Linked DNA regions of Homo sapiens: regions 1, 2, 3 and 5 are each linked to region 4. A link is a contact called in ENCODE Hi-C data. All regions are on one chromosome and are shown on one strand. Each heading gives the region's core, a stretch centred on a gene start or an enhancer-like site at or near the end of the contact. The rest is flanking DNA. Distances are from core to core; before and after follow the strand shown. Region 1 holds the start of ARHGAP21 (Rho GTPase activating protein 21). Region 2 overlaps KIAA1217. Region 3 holds the start of SPAG6 (sperm associated antigen 6). Region 4 has its middle 18 kb from the start of C10orf67. Region 5 overlaps MLLT10 (MLLT10 histone lysine methyltransferase DOT1L cofactor).

Region 1 (2,700 bases), core at 163-2,662, 1.4 Mb after region 4:
GTCAAACACACCTGGCTGTTATGCAGCCTTCAAGAAAAAATGTTCCCCATTCAAGTGCATTTTAATTCATGTCTTTCCTGGGTAGAGCAGAGGGCTGTGCATGTTGTTTTCTGCATCACCCAGACAGGGACACTTCGGTGAAGTTTTCTCCCCCACGAGGCTGAAATGGGATCACACTTTCCAAGCCCCCTCTTCGCTCCCCTCCGCCCCCCAAAAACGCAAGCACAAAGCCAGCCTGGCTGGGGCCGGCGTGGGCTCGGCGGCGTCTCCGGGTGACTCGGGCGCCGCCCCTCCGCCCCTCCGCCCCGGCCGGCGTCCCCGAGGAGGCGGCTGTTTTCCTTGGCCCGCGGCGGGGCTGGGTGGGGACGGCCGGGGAGGCGTGCGCGGCCGCGGGTGGGACGCCGGCGCCGCTCCCGCTCCAGGGCATGATTCTGGAGCTACACCCGAGCAACTCTGAAGTCGCGGCTTTTCCCCCAACTACCACTCGACACGGCTTCCCTTCCCCTGTGGCCACCTAGGGGGAAAAAACGAGAAAAAGCAAACCACCACCCACCTCCCCACGATTCCCCCGCCCCTTCCTGAGGCGGGTCGGGGACCTCGAGCTCCCGAGGAGAGCGGCCCCAATATGGACTTTCTCAAAGGTGCTAGGAGCCCCGGGGCGAGACAAAACCGGGGGCCTTACCCTTCCCGCCCGCTCGGGCCCGGCGGCCGAAGCGCGGCGGCGAGCTGAAGCGGAGACGCTGGCCGGGCGCCGGGCCCGGCCGGGACGCGCTAGGCCGCAGGCTCGGTTAATATTCATGAGCGGCCCCAGGCGCCCCTCCTCCAAGGCTGGCCGGCCGGACCCCAGCGCCCACCGCCGGCCTTTGTGCCCTTCCCTCCGCCCCGCCGCCCGCCCTTGCTCCGCACACGCGGGCGCGGCCCCTCCGCCCCCGCCGGGCGCCCGCCGCGGGCTCCCTCCGGCCCCGAGCCAGCGCCCGGCCGGGTGGCCTGTGGCGGGAAGGGAGAGAGCCCGCGGCAAGCCGGGCACTCCACGGCCCGCGAGCGCAGCGCCCTCTCGGCTGAGACGGAAAAGAAACCAGACACGCACCAGAGGAAGCGGGACGAGTGGATCCGCACGGGGCTGGCCGGCTCCGGGACAGCGCGCCCCGCCCGCCCGCCCGGCGTGAGCCGGACCCCGCAGCCGGACGATCCCGCGCTGCCCGCCGCCGCCGCCGCCGCCGCCGCCGCGCTCCGAGGCCGCCGCCCCCGGCCGGCCGCTCCCAGGCACCGCCGCGACCTGCCCCGGCCGGCCCCGGGCTCTCGGCCGCCGCAGGAGGGCGTGGGGCGGGGCGGCGGCCGCCGGACTCTCCCCTCGCCTCGCCGGGCCGGGCCGGGGCCCAGCTCCGGCGCCCGCGAACGCCAAGTGACAGAAGCGCCTCGCTCCGTGGCCGCGCGGAGCTGTTTCCCGGGGGCGGATTTCTCGCTTCTTCCTCCCTGGATCCACCTCCTCCCACTCCACCTCCTTCCCCTCCCCTCCCCAGGGGAGGCTCTGGGGCTGAATATTTTCTGTCTTGAATAACACGGGACCGGGGAACCGACGCTGGAGAAGGGGGATTAGCCGGAGGCCGGAGCGGGGTGCTCGCCTGCCCCCTCCCCGTGGGTCGCGGGACCTACAAGCCCTCGCCCCCCAGCACCCCAAAACCAGGCACACAACGCTCCCCGCCCCTGCAGTCTCCCAAGCGCTGAACGGCAGCGTCCAGGGATGGGCTTGCTCCCGGGAAAGGAGACCTGGTGGTAGACGTCTGGGGTGGAGAGGGGGACAAGCCTATAACAGCGACATCTGCAGACTCCAGGGATCAAAGGTCCTAGATTGGGGGACAGGGCTTGGCAAATTGTGCCCCCACCCCTTTTTTGCAGCGGGAAGGCAATGAAGCTGCGACGAGACGTGGGACTTCCAGATAAGGGAGTGTCCCCTCACGCCTCACAGCAAAAATCTCTTCCTGTGGTGGGAAGGGGGAAGTTAGCCAAGCGTTGCTCATTCAGTTCTTTCCCTTTTATAAATTCTGCAGAGCGGCTGAGCGAATTTGGCGCGGCTAGCGGAACTGTGGAGAGGCGGCTGCGCTTCTCTGTCCGCCACACTCCAGGTCACAGCGGCTCCGGAGCCGCGGCACAACCGCCACCCTCCCCACCCAATTCCCGGGCCTTGTCACAGACCCCGGCAGCTCGCTCCGCCCCGCCGTGCCTCACAACATCTCCCGCTGCAAATTACCCAATCGGGAGACGCGACGAGAGAACGCGAACCAATCAGGGGCTGGTAAATCAGGCTTCCCTCCGCCCTCTTCCCCGCCCCCGGGTGAAGGCCACCGCCCCCTCGGCCTCTCCTTCCCACCCCGCCCCGCTCCGGGGAGGTGGCTCCCCGGCTCCGAGCCTCGCGGGGCTGGAGGGGGAGTTGCTCGCAGTCAGAGGCAGCGTTTGTCACCTTGTCACCCTCATCCTCGCCCCCTCCCATACACACTCCCCTCCCCTTCTCGGTGCTCCTGCTGGTGCTGTTGAGGGTCATTTTTATCCTCACTGCGGCCGGGGACTGCCAGCTATTGTGTCTGATCAGCTGCCACCGCTGTCCAGAGGGAAAAAAAGAAGAACAAAACCTAGAAACTGTGGAGTCCTCTTACCTTTTCCTTCTTTCTTTCTACACTCTCCCCTGTAGACTTAGAAACATCC
Region 2 (2,719 bases), core at 139-2,638, 1.0 Mb after region 4:
TGGTAGTCCAGTGGAGGAGATGACAAAAAGGGACAATGTGGCTAACATCTGCATGACTGTTCATAAGAACCATAAACACGAGGCTGTTCCCACTACCACGTGAAAGGATAGAGGGGCTTGGTGTGTGTAGGGCACAGCTTTTCTGAAAGGCAGAAGGATTCTTTTTATGATTTTACCACGTATCATTTCCTTTTTTTTTTTTTTGTATTGGAAGTTTACTTTCTATCTTGCTTTGCTTTTTTAATTGCTTTTTTTGGCGCTTTAACAAAATGGACAAGTCGTGAGGATTTAGACCTCTCTGTCAAGGGGGCAGATGTTTCTTATGCTTCATTGCCATGTTAAGGTTCTGATTTGGGTACTTGTGTTTGCAAACAGATGGGCTTGGGGATAAGAGGGGACAGGAAAAGAGTCAACATGCAAAAGCCTTCAGAGTCTAGCACGTGCAAAAGACAGCTGAACTCTGCCATGTAAAACTGAGCAAATGCCTTGCTGGGAGAAGAAAGAAAAAGATTGATGTGAGAGAAGGTACCCTGATTTTAGTTCCTTTGCTGCAGATAATGACCCAAGCAGACTGAATTCAGACATTGTCCTAGCTGTCCTAAAAAAAAACCCTACAACTTTGTTATTATTTGTATTATCAATATTAATATTTAACATTAAATTTTGTGTCAAATTAAATTTTGATCAAATTAAGATCAAATTAAAATTTGATCTTAGGTTAGTAATCTAGGATCCTCATTGTATAAATGAGAGAAGACCACAGAAAATGTGCTTTTTGTTTATGTGTGTGTTTGCTTGTTTGAGCTCACACACTTAATTAAGTGGCAGCAGTGGGAAGTCCAGGGCTCCAGTTCCCATTAACATGATCTTACAAATGAAGGGACAAGGACACACAGGGGAGGGACACACCCAAGGAGCATCATGGGCCAAGACAGTGTCAAGATGACACAGGCTTCCACACCGTCACCAGGCTGGGGCTTTCTGTGTGGATTCAAGAAATTTGTGGTTTTTCTTTTCTTTTTTTTTTTTTTTTTTCTTGAGACAGAGTTTTGCTCTGTCACCCAGGCTGGAGTGCAATGGCATGATCATGATTCACTACAGCCTCGACTTCCCACGTTCAAGGGATCCTCCCATCTCAGCCTTCAGAGTAGATGGGACTACAGGCACGCACCCAGGCGCCTGGCTAATTTTTTATTTTTTGTAGAGATGGGGTCTCACTATGTTGCCCAGGCTGGTCTGGAATTCCTGGACTCAAGTAATCCTCCCACCTTAACCTCACAAAATGCTGGGATTATAGGCATGAGCCAGCATGTCTGGCCTGAAACTTGTGCTTTCTTAACTCCACTCACACTTAGGAGCCAGGCAAGGAATGGGATTTCTCCTTTGTGCTTGGAGGAAATGAGCTCAGGTCTCTGTAAAGATAACCTCAGCTCTGCAAACCAAAACGAAGATAAGAATAAATGCCTGTCCGCCTTCCCCCATACCTGGGGGAACTTTGACTCTGTCGGATAATGGATCTTTTGTCTTAAAGGAAGGAATTTCCTCTGCAGCCAAGAACGGTTGGCAGTGCAGGTTGAGACTTGCTGGGTTCAGGAACCAAGCCTTGGGGCAGAGAGGCTGCAGGAGCTGGGGCCGGCTTGCCCAAGGAATGGCTGAGGGTGGCGGGTGTTTTCGCACGGGGTGGCCACGCTTCTGCAAATTGCTCCATTTTACTCAGCATCCTTTGCTGTAGAGTGCCGGTGTGCTGTCACAGCAGGCTGAAAAATGCATCTGACCTGTTTATTCTGCCCTCCCTGTGAGGGGCTTTTTGGCCTGCCATTTTTCACTACTCCTGGATAGAAACAAAGGAACACAGTAAGAGGAGAGGAGAGAAATGAGAAGTTTCTTGCCAAAGCCAAGGGAAGCTCTGGTTCCAGAAAATGAGGCTGGCACTGGGCCAGCTGGGTTGATGTTGCCCTTGACCGCCTCTTTGTGGCCGATTGGGGAATGTCCCCCCAGCCGCACCTGGCCCTTATGGCGTAATCCAGTTGAGCCTGGACGGGAAATAAAAAGGAAAATGTGACTCACAGCAAGTGCAAATGCAGTCTCCCTCCCAGGGGCCTTGCTCAGCTTAGTCTTTGGGAAACTCCCCGCCTGCCTGGCCTTATTTAACACACAGACGCACGGGTTCCTGGGATAAACAGTGCTCCCCAGAGAGCCCCGGCCATGAGCAGGGTGTCTACCAGCACCTGGGTGGCCCAGAAGCACAGCTGCAACTCCATGGGGCCTCAGATATGCCGACTGGATACTTTGAGCTGTAACCCCCCTGGAAACCCGCTGTTGATGCCATCTGGAAGCCCTGGGTGTCTTTTGGCATCTGTATGTTGTCACTTTATCTCAATCCATAGAGTTTTAAGTTCTCTCATGAAGCCCTGTTGATCTTGCCTTTATTTAAAATTTTGATGGTTTATCATGAATTTTTTTTATCATTTTATTTTTTAGGAGCAATTTTTTAGGTTTGTAACAAGATCGAGCAGAAAGTACAGACAGTTCCCATACACCCTTGGCCTCCACGCATGAACAGCCTCCCCCATGATCAGCATACCCTACTAGAGTGGTACGTTTGTTACGATCAATGAAATGAGACCGACACATTGATATCACCCAGAGTCCATAGTTTACACTGGGGTTCACTCTTGCTGTTGTACATTCCATGGATTTGGACAAAGAGGCTGTCAAG
Region 3 (2,700 bases), core at 2-2,501, 1.0 Mb before region 4:
TAAACACACTTATTCTTCTCTCTGATTGCTGGACCATTCCCCAACTATTTGGAGCTCCACAAAGTATCAGGACTTCATCAAGAGCTCAGTGAAGGGTGAGATCTCAAAGATAAATATAGAGGACTCATTCCAAATATAGAACCAGTTAAGTTTGCATGCTCCCTTCTGTTGAAGAAATATCAAGGGGTTTCCTGTCTTGGCACTACTTAGCAGCAGCTGCGGCTATGTATCCACTTGACATCTGGTGAAATTGTAGTTTTTGATGGAGGAACATTTAAAGTTGACAACTGTCATTGAAACAACTGGTATATAGTTTTCAAAGACAAGCTAGAAACCAGTAATAGACTAAGTACTTCAATTTTGTTAAAAGAAACTGGGTAAAGGGTTCAAGTTATATAAGATAGGGAAGTCTGGTTTTCCAGGTAAAGGTTCTCTCTCTTTTTCTGTTGGAGATGTCATTCATCAACATAACGAAGCCTAAATTTAAAAGACTAAGACAAAATATTTACAAATCACATAAAAGTGAGGAAACAGCAAAATTAGTAGTCATTAGGAGAAAGCCAGGGAAGACAGGACATTCATCACATCCTTTCCTCATCTGCTTTCCTCACTGAGTCTCTGAGTGCTCATTAAATGCTTTCAATACAGTGTAATTAAGTGTGTGAACATGGTTGTCATGCTCCTCCAGGAATCTTGAAACCAGGAATGCCAGGTATATAACAGCGGGTTACAAAAGAAAACACGGATTCCTAAATCAGTGTTTTACTGTCAGTGCAGTGTTAAATGTCAATGCAACACTTAAGTTGCATTGACATTCATGTGTTGATCGGATTGTACAATGTGACGTGTGAGATTTCTCGGGACCGTCGAAGCTCAGACAACTCCAGGGCTGCAATTTACTCGTCTGGCTGCCCTCGAACCAGGCTCCCTTGGCGCGTGGGGCTCTCCCGGCGCTTGGTCCCGACCCGCGCCGCAGTCAGGATACCACGGCAATCTGGGGTCGCTTTGTAAGGAGCTCCGACCTCCGGGCAGTGCAGGGATACTCGACGGCGCGCGATGTCCCGGCGGCTCCGCGAGCCTGGCGCGCTGAGAGCCCCAGCAGTCCGAGTCCTCGAGCTCGGGCGTCTTCGCGCCGCCGCCCCGCTCAGTGCGCCCAGGCACCGCGGCCGTGACGTCACGCCCGGGACTGGCCGTTGCAGCAAGACGGCCGCGTTCCGGTTCCGGTAGGTTGCCCGGGAGACGCGGGTACACAGAGAAGCGGCTCCCGTCGGAGGCCGAGTCGTCGCCACGATCGCCCCCTTGGTGGACTCGCAGGCCGAGCGGCTTCCCCGCAGAGCTCGAGGAGGGCAGACGGCGGCGGGGGCGCCATGAGTCAGAGGCAGGTGCTGCAAGGTAGGGCCGAGGCGGGCAGGTGCCCTAACTAGCTGGCGCCGAGGAGACCCGGGTGCGGTGGGCTCCACCGACTCTCTCTCCCGCAGTGTTCGAGCAATACCAGAAGGCCAGGACCCAGTTCGTGCAGATGGTGGCGGAGCTGGCGACTAGACCCCAAAACATCGAGACGCTGCAGAACGCGGGTGAGCCCGGAGCCCGAACCCCCGTCGCCCCCCGCGCACTGAGTCCCCGACGCCTCCGCCCCGCTGCCCTGCCCGTGGAGCTCTTGGGGAGCCGCAGTGTGGGGACCGGAGTTCGCAAAAGCATCCATTCTTTTCAGCGGGTCTTTGGGGGTCAGGCCGAGAGGGTGAAGCTTCCAGATGGTTGTGGGAGGTGCGCGTTGTCCCTGTTTCCATCTTCATTGCACACAGGCAAGTGTCAGGTTGAAAGTCGAGGCCCTAGGAATTGCCTGGAGTCATTTTACGTGAATGGGACTCTACCCTAATGAGACCCATTTTATCCAAGTGCCATTTTGCATGCCACCCTGCCTTTGATCACCTTCGACTTCCTCACAGCAAAGCAATTCCAGTGGTTTAGACGTGATTTCTCGTCTTGCTTTAGTGAAAGGGGAATGATATGCTTGAATCTTTTCCAAGAAATTCCAAGTAGGTAGAGACCAGACTTTGCGAAATCCTTATGGCGCGTTCCTTCTACTCCTCAGTCCGGACTCTTGCAGATGTGAGAGGGGGAGAGAGGGGGAGAGGGAGGGAGAGAGATCTTCTTATCTCATAACATAAACTGATAAGAGAAAATGGTTCTTCTTCTTCTTCTTCTTCTTCTTCTTCTTCTTCTTCTTCTTCTTCTTCTTCTTCTTCTTCTTCTTTCTTCTTCTTCTTCCTCTTCTTCTTCTTCTTTTCTTCTTTCTTCTTTCTTCTTCTTTTTTTTTGGATGATTCTACCACCATCTGAACTGTAAGGTAGCATTTTATCACTACTGTGTCATGAGAAATCTTCAGTTTATAGGATGTGATCTTTAAAACTAACACATAATTTAAACAATTAACATGTTGACAGCAAGAATACTTAAGTGTAATGATTACTCTGGGTTTCTTTGAGGGGAATTACTACTGCACCTATGTGATACTTCGTTTTGTCACTAGGATTTTTGGCATTTATTCCTTGTGTGTTTTTATTGGGGGGCATGTATTTACAATAAAGTATATTTTATAATCTTCTAAACGCATTTTAGTTTGAAATAATTGTAGATTCACAACTGTAAGGGATAATACAGAGAGATCCCGTGTACCCTTTTCTCAGTTTCCCCAATGGT
Region 4 (2,700 bases), core at 18-2,517:
GGAGAGGCACTAGTGGCTTTATAAGAAGAAGAAGGGGGAATTGAGCAAGCACGCTCAGCCTCCTCATCATTTGATGTCCTGCATCTCCCTGGGGCTCTGCAGGAAGTCCCCCTGCCACAAGCATGAAGGTCCTCACCAGATGCAGTCCCTCAACCTTGAACTTCCCAGTCTTCACAACTGTAAGAAATAAATTAATAAATTCCTTTTCTTTATAAATTACCCAGTTTCAAGTATTCCGTTATAAGCAACAGACAAGGGACTAAGACATCCACATCTTTCAGAATGGGCCAGCCTTGGGGGAGGCTTCCTCCTCTGAACATCTTTTTATACTCTGTTCCATTCAGTTGGCATTTTATGTGCACTGTTCATCTGCCTTCCTAGTTCAACTGTTAAGTCCTCCAGAGAGGAGAACAATATTTTTCTTCTTTAATTTCCCTGTGTAGTGTCCCCTGTTCATAGTAATTGCCCTGGGGACATATAAAGGCCCTAAATGGGTTTCAGCTCTGTCTGACCAGTTCTGTTTTCACTAATTCAAGTATCTCACTCTCTGACCATGCTTTCTCAACCTCTAGTTTGTGGTTCATCTTCTCCTGCCCACTCCAGGGTCCCTGCCTTTTGATCCGCCAGATCCTCCAGTAAGGAGCAGGATAACTCCTCTGCTCCCTCCCAGGCCCTCTACCATATCCTTTCTTCACTTCCTCCATCATCAGCTTACATCATTTCAATATTAGCTGCCAATTTGGTAGCTCACTTGACTCTCCTCATGGTGTATGCAGCTGGCTAAACTATAACTTGCTTTCTCTGTTTACACCTGGGCATCTTGGTACAGCAAGGGAAGTCAAACCACAAGACCTATTGATTTTACCATAAATTGTGATCTCCAACCTCAGATGGCCCTAGTACCAGGCAAGGTCCCATCAGGAAACAGATGACACACTTAGAAAGGGTAACTGAGGAAGGCTTAAGAAAGGGAAGGCTGGGCATTGTGACTCATGCCTGTAATCCCAGGACTTTGAGAGGCTGAAGTGGGAAGGATCATTTGAGGCCAGGAGTTTGAGAACAGCCTGGGCAACATAGTGAGACCCAGTCTCTATTAAAAAAAAAAAAGAAAAAAGAAAGAAGAAAAGGAAGATTTACAAAGGTGTGGGTGGGGATAAGGAGACCCAGCAAGCTTCCACCTTTCATCCTGCAGGGGGAAGGGGGGACATTACCAGAACTTAGCAGCCTAGCAGGTAGCTGGGGCTACGGTCTTCAGTTCAGTAAAGGAATGCAGCAACTGACAAACAGGAAACTATTACCCCAACCTGTCTCTCTGCTCAGCCCAACTATTCTGCAGGCACCTCCGGATGACCAAACTCAAGAACCCAACAGAGCTGGGAGGGAGCTTGAATGAAGAAGTGCATAAAAAAATCAGCTCTTGAACCACAGCAGGATGGAGAAGAATGAAAACTTGGGTTGGAGACCAGAGAATATCCAGCACAGGCACTCAAGACTAGCCTGATTTATTCCCTAGCTCACTCTTAGAATTCTACTTTTTTAATATTTTTTTTATTTTTAGACAGGCTCTTGCTCTGTCGCTTAGGCTAGAGTACAATGTCGTGATCTCGGCTTACTGTAGCCTTGACATCCTGGGCTCAAACAATCGATCCTCCTGCCTCAGCTTCCTGAGTAGCTAGGACTATAGCCCACTATCACACCTGGTTAATTTTTTTTTTTTGGTAGTACAGATGGGATCTCACTATGTTACCCAGGCTTGTCTCAAACTCCTGGGCTTAAGCAATCCTCCTGTCTTGACCTCCCAAAGTGCTAGGATTATAGGTGTGAGCCACCACGCCCAGCCACAGCAATTTCAGACTCTCTTATACTTGCCTCTTTGATCTCACTCTGCAACCTTTCGCTGTCGTCCTATGATCTCACATCCTACCTCACAAAGAAAATGAAACCATTAGAGAAAAACCCCTTCAACTTCATATCCATAAAACCACTCATTCACTGTAAGAGTTAGAATTAAGTTTGGCTGTGAATAATAGACGCTCAAATAATCACGGTCTAAACAGGATGGAAGTTCATTTCTTTTTTAGGCAGCAATTGGCAATCCAAGGCTGGTGAGGTGGCTGTGCTCTACCAAGACCTCAAGACCCAGGTTCCTTGCGTCTTGCCAGTCCTCTGTGTTTTGTGGTCACCTCATTGCCTAAATGATTGCTCCAGTTCCAGCCATCATGTCTGTGTTACAGCCAAAGGGAGGGCGGAAGAGATGAAAAGTAGCCAAGAGAACAGCCGTCTTTCAGGGGGCTCCCAGAAGTAGCTACAAACCACTTCTACTTCATTTGTAGAACTTAGTCTCCTGGCTACCCCTACCTGCAAGGGGGTAAATGTCGTTGTTTATTCTGGTTGGCCATGTGATAAGTTAAAAATCAAGATCCTAGCCCATGGTGGTCCTAGCTACTCGGGAGCCTGAGGCGGGGGGATTGCTTGAGCCCAGGAGTTTGAGGCTGCACTGAGCTGTGCACCACTGCACTCCAGCCTGGACAACAGAGCAAGATCCTCTTTCATAAAACAACATAAAACAACAACAACAACAACAAAAAATAATCAGGATCCTAATACCATAGAAAAGGAGAATGAATGGGAGGAGGAGGCAACTATCACTCTTTGACACACTCACCTTTATCCTTACCCCAGTATTCCCCTCTCAGTCTG
Region 5 (2,700 bases), core at 35-2,534, 1.7 Mb before region 4:
CAACCTTTAAAAATGCATATCTTTTTCTCTGCTATGTATTATTTGGAATATAAAGTTTATAAATAATCACTGCATTAACATGCTGTCTCTTTTCTGGCCCTCTTAGCCAAACTTGTTTCTTTTTCTTCCTTTCCTTTCTTTTTCTTTTTTGGAGACGGTCTTGTTCTGTCACTGAGGCTGGAGTGCAGTGGCACAATCTCGGCTCAATCTCAACCTCCCAGGCTCAAGCAGTTCTCCCACCTCAGCCTCCCAAGTAGCTGGGACTACAGGCACACACCACCATGCTTGACACCACACCCAGCTAATTTTGCATTTTTGGTAGAGATAGGATTTCACCATGTTGCCCAGGCTGGTCCTGGGCTCAAAGAGATCTGCCCACCTTGGCCTCCCAAAGTGCTGGGATTACAAGCATGAGCCACTTGCACCAGGCCATTCCTTTGAAATTCTTAGAGCAGTTTATAAGATTCTCTATCTTAGTTTTCTAAGTTTGCCCTTTGTGATCTATTTTTGTTTGTTTACCCTTTAAATGGTAATGTTATTTAGGGTTCTGTCTTTGGTTCTCTTCTCTTGATCATGCTGAGAACTTTCCCTGGGTGATTCCATTTTTGTTCCTTGGCCTTGACCATTGTGTTCATATCAAGAGTTGTAAGTAAAATACTTATGGGGCCACATAGGTAACATAAATGAGTGACATGGTAAGGGATGATGGAGATGCTGATGGATTAAAGTCTCTATGCCCTGTTCAGAGCTCTGGTCAGATTGTTGCTCTTTTATAATATAGTATCCAGTGTTGGCAAATCTTCAGTTTTTCAAGAGATATTAGGCATCTAGAGTTCTTAATGGGAAATTTCTTATTTCTATAATAATTATGAGCAACTGGTTAAAATTTCAACCATAGTGCAGACCAATAGTAAGTATTTTTAGTTTGCAGGTTTACTTACTGTAACTTACCATGCTTCTCACTCCTAGATTTATGTCTTCAGATCTGAATTTCCTGCTGGGTTTTAGGCTTATCCCATTGTGTTCTATATGTAGGAGTTCTGTGTCCCACAGGCATCTCAAAGACCATGACCCTGAACCTCTTAATTTGTATTAGGAAGTGATTTCATTTATAGGATACCTGTGAGTTTGAATCATTATTTCACCACCTACTAGCTCACCAAAAAAGTTACTTTATTTCTTTAAAGTTCTGTTTGCTCATATGTGAAATGGGAGTAATATTTACCTCATTGAGTTCTTATACTAGCACAGTTACTTCCGTACAGTAACCAAACACTGCTTTCAGTTGCTGTTCCTGTTTCAGTGAATGGTATCACTACATGTACTTACTTATGCTTAAGAGTCATTGGTGACTCTACCCTTGTTTTTATTTTTCAGGTCTAATTAGTCACCAGGTTCTATTGGTCTAATAGAATTTTCAGGTCTAATTAGTCACCAAGTCCTTAGAATTTATCCTGCTCTACTGCATGTTTCTTCCTCAAACCGTCCTTCACCTCTGTACTGCAGCCCCTTTAGAAATTAGCTTGAGAGGCCAGATGTGGTGGCTCAAACCTGTAATCCCAGCACTTTGGGAGGCCGAGACGGGCAGATCACCTGAGGTCAGGAGTTTGAGACCAGCCTGGCCGACATGGTGAAACCCCATCTCTAGTAAAAATACAAAAATTAGCTGAGTGTGATGGCACGTGCCTGTAATCCCAGCTACTAGGGAGGCTGAGGCAGGAGAATCACTTGAACCCGCGGGTAGAGGTTACAGCGAGCCGAGATTGCACCACTGCACTCCAGCCTGGGCAACAGAGCAAGACTTCACCTCAAAAAAGAAACTAGCTTGAGGCTGGGCATGGTGGCTCATGCGTGTGATGCCAGCACTTTGGGAGGTTGAGGTGGGAGGACCACTTGAGCTCAGGAGTTTGAAATCAGCCTGTCAGCATAGTGAGACCCCATCTCTTAACCCACCGACCCCACAACCAACGCAAAAAAAAAAAAAAAAAGCCAGGTGTGGTGGCATTCGCCTGTGGTCCCAGCTACTTGGGAGGCTGAGGCAGGAGGGTCGCTTGGCCCAGGAGGTCAAGGCTGCAGTGAGCTATGATTGCACCACGGCACTCCAGCATAGGTGAGAGAGACTCTGTCTCAGAAAACAAACAAACAAAAGATAGAAAAGAAATTAGCTTGAAAAGCAACAACATCTCTTCCAGTAAGTTTTTTGGCTCACCACTTTTCTCACTCCAGGTCTGAATTAGATACCTCTTTTTCTGTGCTCCTAGCCTCCTGAGGATGTCTCTGTCATAGTGCTCTCCACAACTGTTTGTAATGCCTTTTTTCTACGCAACTTCTTGAAGGCAAAGACTACCTATCTTGAATGGCTTTTTATCTCCAGGGCTTAGAATAATGCCTGGCAAATAATGAGTTCAGTGATGTTTGCAGAATGAATGCATTGGCTAAATATATCATTTTTCTGGAGAAATTGTAGATATAAAAAAGATCCCGACGCCTTAATTATAGCTGTAAGGCTTTTTAAAATGTCCCAGTTGTTTTGTTTTCCCTGTTTGAATAAGATTCTAGGTGCTTTAATTTATTATATAAGTCAATAACTTCATTTATTTATTTATTTATTTTTAAAGACAGAGTCTTGCTTTATTGCCAAGGCTGGAGTGCAGTGATACAATCACGGCATGGTTCACTACAACCTTGAACTTCCAGGCT

What was found. A loop is a pair of places that touch in the nucleus more often than their neighbours do. Pooled maps may share reads with other maps.
Region 1: a loop to region 4 is called in a map of naive thymus-derived CD4-positive, alpha-beta T cell, with 7 times the contacts of the local background. The contact joins the promoter of ARHGAP21 here to the enhancer-like site in region 4. A Hi-C loop is called at or near these places in 1 of 168 maps with a recorded cell type or tissue (naive thymus-derived CD4-positive, alpha-beta T cell), 3 of 37 single-sample maps with no recorded cell type and 8 of 50 pooled maps.
Region 2: a pooled map shows a loop between it and region 4 (33-fold over the local background). The contact joins two enhancer-like sites. A Hi-C loop is called at or near these places in 9 of 37 single-sample maps with no recorded cell type and 7 of 50 pooled maps.
Region 3: a map with no recorded cell type shows a loop between it and region 4 (3-fold over the local background). The contact joins the promoter of SPAG6 here to the enhancer-like site in region 4. A Hi-C loop is called at or near these places in 4 of 37 single-sample maps with no recorded cell type and 4 of 50 pooled maps.
Region 5: a map with no recorded cell type shows a loop between it and region 4 (4-fold over the local background). The contact joins two enhancer-like sites. A Hi-C loop is called at or near these places in 3 of 37 single-sample maps with no recorded cell type and 5 of 50 pooled maps.

What each region holds. Positions count from the first base shown.
Region 1 is chr10:24,722,475-24,725,174 of GRCh38, forward strand. It overlaps ARHGAP21 (Rho GTPase activating protein 21), which reads right to left and starts at 1,413. Exons shown (of 26, transcript NM_020824.4): 1 at 1,088-1,413. RefSeq lists silencers at 193-502, 563-922, 943-1,022, 1,113-1,182, 1,213-1,402 and 1 more and an enhancer at 946-1,856.
Region 2 is chr10:24,381,828-24,384,546 of GRCh38, forward strand. All of the region lies in intron 3 of KIAA1217, which reads left to right. Among named protein-coding and RNA genes, the nearest start is that of MIR603, 110 kb to the left of the region's middle. RefSeq lists enhancers at 1,221-2,420, 1,518-1,597, 1,748-1,907. Within about 2 kb of position 1,389, at least 21 of the 41 ENCODE cell types and tissues checked have a DNase peak (open chromatin) inside an H3K27ac peak, as active enhancers do.
Region 3 is chr10:22,344,245-22,346,944 of GRCh38, forward strand. SPAG6 (sperm associated antigen 6) reads left to right here and starts at 1,252. Exons shown (of 11, transcript NM_012443.4): 1 at 1,252-1,392; 2 at 1,479-1,574. The coding sequence starts at 1,368. RefSeq lists enhancers at 1,101-1,320, 1,281-2,097.
Region 4 is chr10:23,361,769-23,364,468 of GRCh38, forward strand. No RefSeq gene overlaps it. Among named protein-coding and RNA genes, the nearest start is that of C10orf67, 18 kb to the left of the region's middle. Within about 2 kb of position 1,268, at least 3 of the 41 ENCODE cell types and tissues checked have a DNase peak (open chromatin) inside an H3K27ac peak, as active enhancers do.
Region 5 is chr10:21,709,612-21,712,311 of GRCh38, forward strand. All of the region lies in intron 13 of MLLT10 (MLLT10 histone lysine methyltransferase DOT1L cofactor), which reads left to right. Among named protein-coding and RNA genes, the nearest start is that of MLLT10, 180 kb to the left of the region's middle. RefSeq lists enhancers at 1,365-1,464, 1,434-1,934. Within about 2 kb of position 1,285, at least 2 of the 41 ENCODE cell types and tissues checked have a DNase peak (open chromatin) inside an H3K27ac peak, as active enhancers do.